Regions from separate parts of the Homo sapiens genome. Here region 1 is linked to region 2. Evidence: chromatin contacts called from ENCODE Hi-C or POLR2A ChIA-PET data. All regions are on one chromosome and are shown on one strand. The core of a region is the stretch at or near the end of the contact, and the rest is flanking DNA. Distances in the headings are between cores, read along the strand shown. Region 1 holds the start of PRAME (PRAME nuclear receptor transcriptional regulator). Region 2 holds the start of CCDC116 (coiled-coil domain containing 116).

What was found. Hi-C counts contacts between places; a loop is a spot of excess contacts on that map. ChIA-PET counts read pairs that join two places held with the same protein, here RNA polymerase II (POLR2A). Pooled maps may share reads with other maps.
Region 1: a loop to region 2 is called in a map of K562, with 3 times the contacts of the local background. The contact joins the promoter of PRAME here to the promoter of CCDC116 in region 2. A Hi-C loop is called at or near these places in 1 of 168 maps with a recorded cell type or tissue (K562) and 1 of 50 pooled maps. POLR2A ChIA-PET finds 5 or more read pairs at or near these places in 1 of 52 experiments (K562).

The regions. Positions count from the first base shown.
Region 1 is chr22:22,556,340-22,562,788 of GRCh38, reverse strand. It overlaps PRAME (PRAME nuclear receptor transcriptional regulator), which reads left to right and starts at 3,524. Exons shown (of 6, transcript NM_206956.3): 1 at 3,524-3,818; 2 at 5,209-5,244; 3 at 5,880-5,977. The coding sequence starts at 5,957. LL22NC03-63E9.3 (a long non-coding RNA gene) reads right to left here and starts at 3,446. Exons shown (of 3, transcript NR_027426.2): 1 at 3,382-3,446. It also overlaps IGL. RefSeq lists an enhancer at 3,313-3,607.
Region 2 is chr22:21,631,205-21,637,719 of GRCh38, reverse strand. CCDC116 (coiled-coil domain containing 116) reads right to left here and starts at 4,960. Exons shown (of 5, transcript NM_152612.3): 1 at 4,893-4,960; 2 at 4,467-4,600; 3 at 3,150-3,698; 4 at 2,454-3,035; 5 at 391-1,288. The coding sequence starts at 4,538. The coding sequence ends at 650. RefSeq lists an enhancer at 4,729-5,228.

The DNA of each region.
Region 1 (6,449 bases), core at 2,275-4,774, 930 kb before region 2:
GTGACCATTTTCTGTACATGTTAGCCCACTTATCTAAGACATTCACAAATATGAATTACTGATATCCCAGGAACCTTGTAACTCCTACTCCCCATTTCAGGCCTAGCAGAGCCCCAGGAATATGGCATCCGATTGTAAAGAACTCGAAGCAATGAATGAGTGACTGTTATGGTCATACACAATTTTACATGAATAGAATTACATTAGACAATCATTCACGTGATCTGCATTTTTTTTTCAAATATTGCAGACAGACATCATCAGTCATAAAAAAGAAGGGAATCTTGCCATTTGCAACAATACGAATGAACCTGGAGGAAATTATGTTAAGTGAAATAAGCCAGATGCAGAAAGACAAATACTGTACGAGCTAATAATATGTGGAATCTAAAAAGTGGAACTCTTTTGACATGGTTTGGTAATATAACAAATACAAAAAAAATTAAAGGAAAGGGAAAAAAGAAACACAAAAAGTGGAACTCATAGAGGCAGAGTAGAATGGTAGTTCCCAGGGGCTGTGGGTGGGAGGAATGAGAGATGTTGGTCAAAGGCTACAAAATTTTAGTTATAAGATGGTAAATCCTGAGACTCTAATATACAGCATAGTAACTATAGTTAATAATGCTATATTATTAATTGAAATTTGCTAACAGAGCACACACACATTGACTGCTGGGGTGAAAGATGTGTTAACTAATTTGATTAATCATCAAACAAGGTATATGTGGATCAATGTATATGAATTGTACACCTTGAATCCATACAATTTTTATTTGTCAATTATACCTCAAGAAACCTGGAAAAAAATCAAACATTACAGACATCTTATTGTATTTTCTGTGTCTTATCCAAAAAAAGCACCCGGAGCTCAGCAAAGCACTTGATGTTTGCCCTCACACTGTTCCTCTCCCATTCCAGTTGTCGACCAAAAGGAACCATCAGACAAAAAACACCTCCAAATTTGTTGAATTTATTCAGGAATTAGAATACAAAATTATACGCTGGGCATGGTGGCTCATGCCTGTAATCCCAGCACTTTGGGAAGTCGAGTTGGGAGCAACACTTGAGGCCTGGAGTTCAAGCCCAGCCTGGGAAACACAGTGAGACTCTCTCTACCAAAAAAAAAAAATTTTTAATAAAGTAAATACATAAATTAGCTGGGCATGGTGGTGCATGCCTGTTGTCTTAGCTACTCAGGAGGCTGAGGTGGGAGGACTGCTTGAGCCCGAGAGTTGGAGGCAGTGGTGAACTACGATTATGCACTACACTCCAGCCTGGGTGACAAAGCAAGACCCTGTCTCAAAAAATAAATAAATATAAAAATAAATATAAATTTACAAAAAAAAATTAAAAAAGAGAAAAAGCATTATAACCTAAGATGCTCAGCTATGGCAAGCCATATATGCATCTCAAGAGGGGAGGGCAAAGGGAAGGTTGTATTGGCAAAAAAAGAGATTTAAATAAGCTGCTTGCAAACAGTTCACCGGTTATGAAGACTCAAAACCACAGTTGGCATCAGTTCATTGGTGGAGACGCTGTGCCTAGGCAGGTGTTCTTTCAAAAGCATCTTATCTAAATTGTTGTGATTCCAAAACAGGAATGTCTTGCAGGGCTATTTCGAAAAGTCCCGAGACAGCCAACCCTTTTTAAAAATATAGATGGGGTCTTGCTATATCACTCAGGCTAGTCTTCAATTCCTGGCCTCAGGGGATCCTCCAACCTTGGCCTCCCAAAGTGCTGGGATTACAGGGGTGAGCCACCACACCCAGCTTCCTGAGACAGCTTTTATCTCAGCCATGTAAGCATGAGCCCTTCCCTTTCATACCCTCAGGGTTTTACTTTGGGTCAACAAATAGTGAGTTTATTTTGGTATGTGCAACTTTCAAACACCCATCGCCATAAAAGAAAGGACCAGCCTTGGCCAGGCACAGTGGCTGATGCCTGCAATCCCAGCACTTTGGGAGGCCGAGGTGGGCGGATCATGAGGTCAGGAGATCAAGACCATCCTGGCTAACACGGTGAAACCCTGTCTCTATTAAAAACAAAAAAATTAGCCAGGCATGGTAGCGGGCACCTGTAGTCCCAGCTACTTGGGAGGCTGAGGCGAGAGAATGGCATGAACCCGGGAGGCGGAGCTTGCAGTGAGCCGAGATCGCGCCACTGCACTCCAGCCTGGGCAAGAGCGAGACTCCGTCTCAAAAAAAAAAATAAATAAATAAAGGACCAGCCTCGACTGACAGTCGGCACTCCGCAGGCATCCTCCACAATCCTCTCTCCTCTCTGCCTCTTGCCCTACAACCTGGCCATGCCATGATTCCTCCCTACCTGTCCTCCTCTGTGGACTTCATGACCACGCTCTGTCCTATGAGGCTGGACCAGGGTCATGTTCACTCACTTCTCTCCCCTCCCTGCCATTTGTTCCACTCCCCAACTTGTTCTCCACGCATCGATCTCAATGGAGCAACAGCAATCAGATGATGAAAATAAATAATGGTGGCCAGTCTTCAAATGGATCCCCTTTTCAATCCCGCACTATCCATCTGCTGCCTTCTCATCAGCCCTCTGCCCCAGTTTCTTTCCCTTCTCAAACTGGACAAGCACCGTACTCCGTGAAGATGTGTGCAGCCTGTTCCCATGCCCTGAACACCATCCCTTCAAGCTCCTCTGGCTGCTCCCTGCTCAGGTCTCAGAAAAGGAGAGCTGGGCAACCCTCCCAGGGAGCCGCCCGCCTGTGTAACTTTCAGTACCAGCCTGTTTGCTTTCTTGAGATAATTAGCTACAACGGCCACTTTAAAACAATGGTCTTCTTATTTTGTTTTTTGTTTTCACCCTAAACTTTATAAAGTCAGAAATCGTAAGTCCTTGAGCATCCACAGCCACTCAAGGACGAACCTTTGCTGAATGCCTCAAGCAGAGAGGGGGAGGCTGAGTCTCTGTTTCGAAGGTGAAAACACAACGGTTTTTATCAGCCCTGTTTTATGCGACAATCCCAGGTCGAATCTGGATCAATGCAATGACTTCCTTTGCATGGACCTATGTTTTGTTCGTGCATTCATCTGTGCAGCTGGGAACCCGCAGCTCTGTTCACTGGCATGGGGATGCCTCGGGGAATGGCAGGGCAGAGCCACAAAAAGCCAGCCTCACCACGCGGCCTGTTGCTCTTAGCCACCATGCCCATCATAGCCTGTGGCAGGAGATGTTGGGGTCCCCCCCCCCGACCCCTTTCAGGAAAACAGAGTTTGTGGAGGCGGAGTACTTCCCAGGCCTGACTGATAAAACAATTCAAAAGACTCAAAGAGATTCCTCGCCTGTCCCGTCCCTTGAAGGGCCTTGAACACGGGGTCCTTCCGCTTGGCTCCTAGCCCGTCCCTCTCCCCTTACCAGGAAAGGATCCTCCCCATCTCTGCAGAAGCCTGACCATCCCCCTAGAGGGCCTGGGAGGAAGTGGGTTTTGCATACAGTCCCTGTTGACTCTAGTGCCCCCTGCTGGCCCCAGACGCGAGTTCCGGCGAGGCTTCAGGGTACAGCTCCCCCGCAGCCAGAAGCCGGGCCTGCAGCGCCTCAGCACCGCTCCGGGACACCCCACCCGCTTCCCAGGCGTGACCTGTCAACAGGTCTGTATTGGCGACAAAAGGAGCAGCCCTGAATGTAGGGAAAGCAGGGCGGAGTCCTCTGCAGGCTCGGGGGAGGGGAGGGGCGTGAATGCGTGGATTTCTGTGGAGAGTGGAAACACGGGGAGTCGAGGGGAGCATGCGCGGGCCTCAGAAAGTTCTGGGAAACCGACTCCCGGGAGCAGGGAGGAACGCGCGCTCCAGAGAGTAAGTTAATTGAATCCCGGGGGGTGGTCTCTTCAGCCCGGGGGGTTACAGAAGTAGGTAAATCCAGAGATTACCCAGCCAAGGCCAGGGGCATCTTTTCTAGACTTGCGGGGCGGGGTGGGGCGAGAACTTGAGCTCAGGGGACCCTGGAACCGGCCCCTGCACCCCGCATCCCACTGAAGAAAAGGGAGGTCGCCAGAAGCACAGACCCAGGACAGAGTCCAGACTTGGACGTCTCCGTGATCCCAGAACACCCCGTCCCACACTCCCAGTCAGCCCCCCGCCTCCCCACTGCCTCTCCATTCGCCCACCGCACCCCCTTTTTCCACCCTGCCCCCACCCTACTGTCTGGTGGGAAAGGCCGCAGCCATCACGTATTCACCCATCCCCACCCCTCACCCCCCACCTTCTGACTTTCTTTCCACATCCCCACCCCCTCCCCCACTCTCTGCCTCTTTTCCCTCCCCCTCCCCAACCCTTTGTTTTTCTTACACATCCCCACCCCTCCCCCAACCTCTGTCTTCTCTCATCCCCACCCCCACCCTGTTTCCCTTCCCCCATTCCCGCCCTGGCCCGCCTTCTGTCTCCCTTCCCCCATCCCCACCCCTCCCCCCCTTCTGTCTCCCTTCCCCCATCCCCACCCCTCCCCCGCCTTGTCTACCTTCCGCCATCCTCACCCCTCCCCCACCCTGTCTCCCTTCCCCCACCCCACCCCTCCCCCACCCTCTGTCTCCGTTCCTAATCCCCACGCCTCCACCACTCTTTGTTTCCCTTCCCCCATCCCGACCCCCCACCCCACCCTGTGTTCCTTCCTCCATCCCCCCCCACTGTCTTTCTTCTCGGTTCCCCACCCTGTCTCCCTTCCCGCATGCCCACCCCTCCCCCACCCTGTCTCCCTTCCCCCATGCCCACCCCTCCCCCACCCTGTCTCCCTTTCCCCATGCCCACCCCTCCCCCACCCTGTCTTCCTTCCCCCATGCCCACCCCTCCCCCACCCTGTCTTCCTTCCCCCATTCCTAACCCTCCTCCCGCCCCCCCTTCCCCACCCCCATCTCCCCTCCTTCCCCACCCCCATCTCCTCCCCACCCCCAGCCTCCTCTGCTCTCCAACTTCCTCTCCCCTTTTCCCCTCCTCCTGCTCCCTTCTCCTCTGCTCCTCCCCCCACTGCCCCTCCCCCACTGCCCCTCCTCCTCCCAGTCTTTGAAAACAAGCCCCTCTCGACTCTCTGGGCGACCTCACTGGATCTCGTGAGATTTTGCCCTGGAAGGACTGAGAAACGGGGATTGGTCAGACCAGGCTGCCCAGCCCCCCGGTCCCCACCGCCGCCCCCCCCGCCCCACGCAGCGGCTAGGGCGCTTAGCTGAGCCATTGTCTCGTTCTTTCCTTCCAGCAACTTCGCGGTGTGGTGAACTCTCTGAGGAAAAACGTAAGTTCGAGCCCTGATTCCTCCGCTTCCCCGCAGGGTGACCTTGGGCTTGTGCCCCCAGCACCACCCCTGTCCCGGGTCCCTGTTTTCTCTCTGGAAATGGGTTGAAGACCAAAGAAAATAATGTGCGCCACTTGGGTCACCCCGGGCCGCCTGCCCCGGAAAATTGGCCCCAGTTGAGGAGTTGTGGCTGTAAGGATGCCTTGAACCGAGGCGGCGGTGCTCGTGGTTGGAGCTCTCCAGGGTGGGTGCGCATTTGTAATGCGGTGGATGCTCTGGGACTCGGCCCCTCTGAAGGTGCTGGGGGTTGGGGACGGCCCAGGCAGTGGCGTAGGCGTCCTAGGAAGGCGGGAGCAGAGGCAGAAATGTCGCTGCAAGACCGTAGTCAGGGTCCTTGACCACAGGGGTCACTTGTGACCAACCACATGGTCTGTTGTTCCTCCTGCCCCCTGGTTCAGCCCAGGAAACACTGGTGCTCAGGTTTGGAGCCAGAGATTTGCACTGAAAGGGCGGGATTGAGTCGCCAGTTGTCAGTTTCCTCAGCAGTATTTGCGGAGGTTTTCACAGGAGGCCGTTGCTTCGTAAATATTATACATGTATTCTTCTTTTTGGAGCATTTTGATTATTACTCTCAGACGTGCGTGGCAACAAGTGACTGAGACCTAGAAATCCAAGCGTTGGAGGTCCTGAGGCCAGCCTAAGTCGCTTCAAAATGGAACGAAGGCGTTTGTGGGTAAGAAGGTCCCCTGAGCTGTCTGAGGTGCTCAGAGAAGCCCTGTTCCCCTCTGTCCTTGTCACTCGAGCCAGATGGGAGCTGCATCCTGAGGTCCCTCACAGTAGACGAAGAGGCAGGAGCCGCTTTTATTGTTTCTGGTCATTTCCACAAAAGAGCATTTCACTTCCCGTGCTGTCTTTGTATGAGAGTCAACCCTAGGGTCGGGCACGGTGGCTCATGCCTGTAATCCCAGCACTTTGGGAGGCTGAGGCGGGCGGATCACCAGGTCAGGAGATTGAGACCATTCCTGGCTAACACTGTGAAACCCCGCGTCTACTAAAAGTACAGAAAGTTAGCCGGGCGTGGTGGCATGCACCTGTAGTCCCAGCTACTCAAGTGGCTGAGGCAGGAGAATCGCTTGAACCCAGGAGGCGAAGGTTGCAGTAAGCCAAGATCATGCCACTGCACTCCAGCCTGGCGACAGAGCGAG
Region 2 (6,515 bases), core at 3,711-6,210:
TGTCACTGCACTTCAGCCTGGGAGATAGAGCAAGACTTTTTTTTTTCTTTTTTTTTTTTAGACACAGTCTCACTCTGTCACCCAGGCTGGAGTGCAGTGATGCAATCTCGGCTCACTGCAACCTCTGCTTCCCCAGGTTAAAGCCATTCTCCTGCCTCAACCTCCCAAGTAGCTGGGATTACAGGCACCTGCCACCACACCTGGCTAATTTTTGTATTTAGTAGAGACAGGGTTTCACCATGTTGGCTAGGCTGGTCTCCAACTCCTGGCCTCAAGTGATCTGCCCACATCAGCCTTTCAAAGTGTTGGGATTACAGGCATGAGCCCGGCCAAGACTTCATCTTAAATATAAATAAACAAATAAGTAAATAAATAAAATGGCGGCTGAAATCTCAGGACAGCAAACCTGTGTCCCAGCAACACAGGCTTTATTTCTATTTCTTTCACTGGCTCCCTTGAGAGTCTCAGCAGAGCTCCTCGTGGGCATTCAGCCTGTGGTGACTCCTGCTCTTGGCAGGGGCTGGTGTGATGTGCAGCAACTCTGACAGAGCAGGGAATCGAGTGGCTAGTGGGGACTTCATGGTGGGTCACCGTGGCCCACGTCCACGGAGTGGCTGACCGAGGCCTCCTCTCCAGGCTCTGGGAGGCTCTAGACTCCATCCTCATCCTTGTCCTCATCCTGGTCTTCATCCTTGAACTCATCCTCATCTTCATCTTCAATCTCGGCTTTATCACGGCCCTCATTGTCCATGTCCTTGGACTTGGGGGGACTGGAACCCATGCCGGTGCAGGCAGACATGTAGAGCTTGGGCTCCAAAGGGCTGAGCTGCCGGCTGGCTGGCAAGTTGGTGTAGAGGGAGCGGCAGGGCTCTGTGGCCTGGTCCTGGGCAGTGTGGGTGGCTGGTTCCTGCTGCACAGAGGGTGTCTCTGTGCTGCAGTGGGAGGTGCTGAGCCGGGAGGCCTGCCGGGCCCTTTTGGACTCCTCCAGTTTACGCAGCAGGCAGCTCCGGTGGGTCTCCGAGGACAGGTGGATGCGGGAGCCTTTTACCTTCTTTAAGCCCAGGGAAAGGTCCCTGAGCACGTGGGTGATGGGGAAGGAGAAGAAGCCCAGCTGCTTACTGAGGTCCTTTTCGAACTCGTACTTGCGGATGACCAAGGAGGCTGCCTGCTGGGTCAGGAAGTCGGCGAGCTCCTCATAAAGGCGGTTGGAGAAGTGAGACATGCTGGACTTCGACGAGATGGAGGGCAGCGGCTTCTTCTTCGTGAACCTGCTGCTGCTGCAGGGGCTCTGCATAGCAGCCGGGGAGGGAAAGGGACACATGTCACACCTGCCAGCCCCATCCCTCTGTGACACCCCTTCCAGCCACTGTGCCCTCCTCAGAGCCCTGCCAGCCCTGCCCATCACAAACATGAATGGGTACCCTTAGTGTGACAAACACATTTGCCACACGAAGGGTACAGCCTTACCACACCTGCTATGCTGTTGCACTCAACTGCCCACTCTCATGCTCACCTCGCCATCACACCTCCTACAACTGTTGGGCCTGGGGCAAGGGCAGGGACCTGTCACAGGGTAAGGCTAATCTGAGCCTTGACAACTGGGTTTGGGCAGGCTCCTGCCCAGGCCTGTGCCCAGAGACAGCTGCAGGGGCCTTGATGGCTGAGGAAAGGGTCGAGGGACCGTGCTGGAGACCCACCAGTGTGAGGCCACCTACGTCTTGTACACATCCTCCCTGGGCAACTTCCCCTCAGCAAAGTCCAGGGACTGGAGAGTCCTGCTCGAGGCAGCTGGATTCAAGGGAGCTAGACCTAGGAGGCAAGGCCCCGGCTGGGCTTGGGCTGCTGTCCACAAGGGACGGGACTTTCCACCCCCATGTAGGAGCGTCTCTAGATTCACATACAAACGTTAGAAAAAATACCCAGCATAAAAAATAGCCTTTATTTATCTGTGACAACACCTGGTAATAGCTAGGCCAGGATTCATGGGCCCCCATCAGCTTGACCCCTGCCCAGGAGGTTTCCACAGTGCAGGGCAAGAGACCTTGACCTTGAGCACCTGTTAGTGACAGTGGCTGCTAGGAGTGGTGGGTCAAGGAGCCCTTCTCCTGCAAACTCATGCCCGGTCCTACTTTTGAGGAGGTCACCTCTGGACACAGTGAGGCGGGAGATGAAGAGGCAACTGGAGAGAGCTCAGGGAGAAGGTAGCAGGAAGAGCGGGGGTAGGGGGAGGAAAGTGGAGGTGTGACAGGGCCCCTGAGGTGGCCCTGGCTGCAGGCCACCTCCACCACAATCCCTGGCGTGGGCAGGGTGAGGTGCAGGCCCTGCCAGGGCTGGGCCCTCTGGCTGGAGCTCAGGGAAACAGGTGGGTTTTGTAATTTGGGATCTGAGTCAGGTGCCTCCTCCCTGGAGTGGAGTGAGGGGCTGGGGACATTGGGCTTCTCCGTGGGTGTCACCTTGAGTTTGAATCTGGTGGCCACCTGGGCACTAGACATGGAGGGGGAGCCTCCTCTGTCCTTGCGTTTTCTCTGAAGCATCTTGGGGCTGGAGACTGTGGGGCGGGGGGAAGCATAGGGCTGCCCGCCATTGGTGGGTTTAGCTGGCTCAGAGCCCAGAGGCGGCAGATCTGAGGTGGGCTCCAAGCTGGTGGGGAACAGAGGACGGCCGTCGCGGCAGTGGGCGCCACGGAGCTTATCCACAGCCTGGCTGACCACGCTTTGCAGGGCAGGGAAGAGGCGGTGGTCAGCCAGGAAGTTCAGCGTGCGATGGGGCTCACGGAGCGGACAGTAGCCAGGCAGGTCGAGGGACTCCAGCTGGCTCAGTAATGACTTGATCTCCTTATTGAACTCTCGCTTGCGGAAGATTGGCTCCTGTTCTCCAGGCCTCGGCTCTGATGCTTCAGGCACGCCAGAGCTTGAGCCCAGCAGCCCTGAGAACCAGGACAAGGGCTGCTCCTGTGTCCACTGAAAGCTGGTCTGGCTACCCAGCGAATCCCACAGCAGGGAGTCCCTCTGGGAGCAGGACTGACTGAGGCCTTTCTGCAGAAAGAGGGTGACTCTGTGAAGTGTTCAGGAGCAGCCAAGCCAGGGCTGACCCTAGCCCTGGGCTCTCCATGGGAGTCCACCCCACCCAGCCATGGCCCTGGCTCTCACCCCTTCCCTCTCCAGCTGTAGCAGCCGCTTGAGGTTCTTCTCCAGCAGGAGTTTGTCCCTCACAGGTGGCAATGAGCCTTGGGCACCTAGGTCACTGTCCCGGCTGTGGGAGCCCAGACAGCCGGCCATGAGGCTGCTATGGCAGTTGGACATGGAGCTGGAGCTGGATGGGTAGTTGTTGGGGTGTCCAGTGCAGAGGGTCGGCCGTACACGGTGCCGGTGTACGGTGCTGAGGCTGGGCCGGGCATGTGCCCGCCGTCCACCACTTGGCACCTCCACTGGGTCCTGCACCTCCACAAGCGGCACCCCAGCCTCCGTCTTCATGGCAGCCATGCGCTCAGTCGCCTTCTCCACCACTGTCTCCAGGCTGTCCAGGACCTGGCTCTCAGTTAGGAAATCCAGAAAGTGGCCAAAGGGCTGAGGGTGCCTCTTGTTTCGGCGTTGGCCCTGGAGTGCTGAGCTGCCACATGTGGATGGTGGGTGTGGCACACGGCCCGGCTTGCAGGCTGGCCGCATTTCTGGGACCAGTGGCTTCTTGGGCAGCTGCACCTGAGCAGACAGGTATGTCACAGGGGGCAGGGGTGCCCTACAGGTGAAGGGTTCCCTGGGGTAACACTAGGACCTGGGTGGGAGTGAGTAGTGGAAGGAGCTGCATTTTGGAGTCTGGAAGCCCTGGGTTTGGACCCTGGCTCTGCCACCTACAGCCTGATGCCAGTGTGCAAGATGGCCCCTCTTGAGGTCCAATGTCCTCATCTGCAAAGTGGAGGTCTATTCAGGGTCACCCCGAAGCTTTCCTAACACCTACATTTCACACACACAAGTCCTGGCTAAGGAGTCTGCAAGCCTGCTTCTGCCCTGACACGTGGCAGGATGAGCAATCATGAATCTCTCGGAGTCTCCCTCCAGCTCCTCATCTGTCCATGCAGCAGGCCATCCCTGTATCCATGGCAGGGCTGCAAACAACATCTGAGGTCTTGAGTGCAGACAACACCTGAGGTCTTGAGCCCTGTGCTACCCGGGCCTGTTTCTCCAACTTGAGCCATAGGCACCTAGTCAACTCCATGCTCCCACTCTAGGGTCCCAGTCCACCCAAGCACCTTCTGGGTCGCTGGAAGTCAGGAGGAAACAAGGAATGAAATTGAGTGTGACAGGGGCAAGCAGTGGGGGACATAGGAGAAGTCAAGGCAATAAGGACTTCACTAAGAGGCCCAGAGAAGTCAATAGACAATGAGAAATGGGGGTTGTGGTCTTGGGTGCCAGGGTTGGTGGGGAACATGTTGTGGCCTCAAGGGTCGGCGCCCTGCTGGGCACACTTACCCGTGCACTGCACATGGAGTGGCTGGCCTCGTCATCGGCCAGGTAACCCGAGTGGTGGCGGCACCTGGCCATGTGGTCACCTGGCAGGTGACCGGGCCTGCTGCCCACCTCTCTCTTCAGCTGCGCATTCCTCTCTGCGTGGGGTGGGGAGACAACCTGAGGGTCTCCAATAGGTCCACGCATCTGTGGCCCTGGAGTCTGCGGGTCCCTCGCTCCCCGCACCCCGCCTCCTTCATGCATCCAGCCCTTCCTCTGCTCCATGGCCCCCATGCGTCTGCAGGCAGGCAGTTTCCAGAGTCATCGGGGTGGAATCGCTGAGGACAATCCTGTCTCCGATCATCTTTGGATCTGCGTGTGCTCGACCCGCCCTCCTCCCAAACCCTGGGCAACCTGGCTTTCACCCCAGCCCAGAATCAACAGACTCACCAGAAACACCGCCTTGCTCCGCACAGGCCAGTACAGTCTGCGCCCTCACTGGAGCAGCTGCACAGTGCGAGGAAGTCGGCTGGCGGCCTCCACTTGCTTATTTGCATACCACATCCTCATTGGTTCTTACCGAGGAGCTCGTCCACTTCCCTCTCCGACACAATGGTTGGGGGCGGGGCCCACATTGGCCCCACCTCCAATTCTCTGGGCTCTGCCCTCCCACACTCGCCTGGGAGCCGCAGGCTGAGGATGCTGGTGCCCACGCTCCCCGCTGCCGGGAGGACCCCCCACCCACCACCGAAGCTGGGGCTAGGCTCTTTGATCTGCTCCTGCCCCGAGGGGAGCCTAAAAGCCAAAGCCACGTCTTCCACCGGTGGCACAAGCACCTTCCTCGTGTCCTCCTTGGTTGCTGCGCAGCCCTGGGCCTCCTGCTCCTGTTCGTTTCCAGGGGCCTCTGCCCTTCCCGCGGTGTGCACAGCCCCAGGTTCTGCCTTGAGACCTCTCCCCTCTGCAGTGGAAAGAGTGCCGGCTCTAAGTCACAGACCTAGCTTCAGTTCCTGGCTCTGCTCTTTCCTGCCAATGTGACTCAACCTCTCAGCATTAGTCCCACACTGTAAATGGGCTTGAGTGTTCTTCCAATATGGGAGTATGGGATTCAATAAAATCTCCCTACAGCACACCCAGTAACCCAGTGGAGCCTTGTGTATTCTTTAATTAATTAATTTATTTATTTGGAGACGGGAGTCTCGCTCAGTCGCCCAGGCTGGAGTGCAGTGGCGCAATCTCGGCTGACTGCAAGCTCCGCCTCCCGTGTTCACGCCATTCTCCTGCCTCAGCCTCCCGAGCAGCTGGGATTACAGGGGCCCGCCACCACGCCCGGCTAATTTTTTTGTAGTTTTAGTAGAGATGGGGTTTCACCGTGTTAGCTAGGATGGTCTCGATTCCCTGATCTTGTGATCCGCCTGCCTTGGCCTCCCAAAGTGCTGGGATTACAGACCTGAGCCACCGCGCCCAGCGGAGCCTTGTATATTCTTACCTCCTCTCCCTCCCTCCTTTTCCCCTTTGCTCAGTAATACCCCACCATGGTGTCACTTCTTCCAAAAACCTTTTACTGTGAATTCTGCCACGCCCTACGCAATTCACAGTAAACCCCATTCCAGACTCTACCATACCATGTTGCTACTTATTTTTCTATCAGATGGTGCTTCTTTGGGGCCAGAACAGAGGCAAGTCACCCTTAATCTCTAATACTTTCAGTGTCTGGCACCAAGTAGGTGCTCAATAAATGTCAGTCTCCTCCTTCCCACCTGCAGACCCTCGGGACCTCTGACCTTTCCAAGATCAGCTTCCAGTGGAGAACGGTGGTTGGTTGAGGTCTGACAATTCACCAGTCACTATAAACACATCAGTCCTTATGCCAAGAGCATGGCTGAAGGACTCTATGAGGCTTTCAATCCTCACATGCCTCACGAAATATTGTTCCTCTCAAGCTCTGCTCTGTCCTCTCAGCTCTGGCTACCCACTAGGTCAGGGACAGAGAGGACATAGCAGGCCTGGGTGCTGGCCCCGAGGTGTGAGGTTCAGTCTTAGCTCCACTACTCCTGGCAGGACCACACTTTCGCT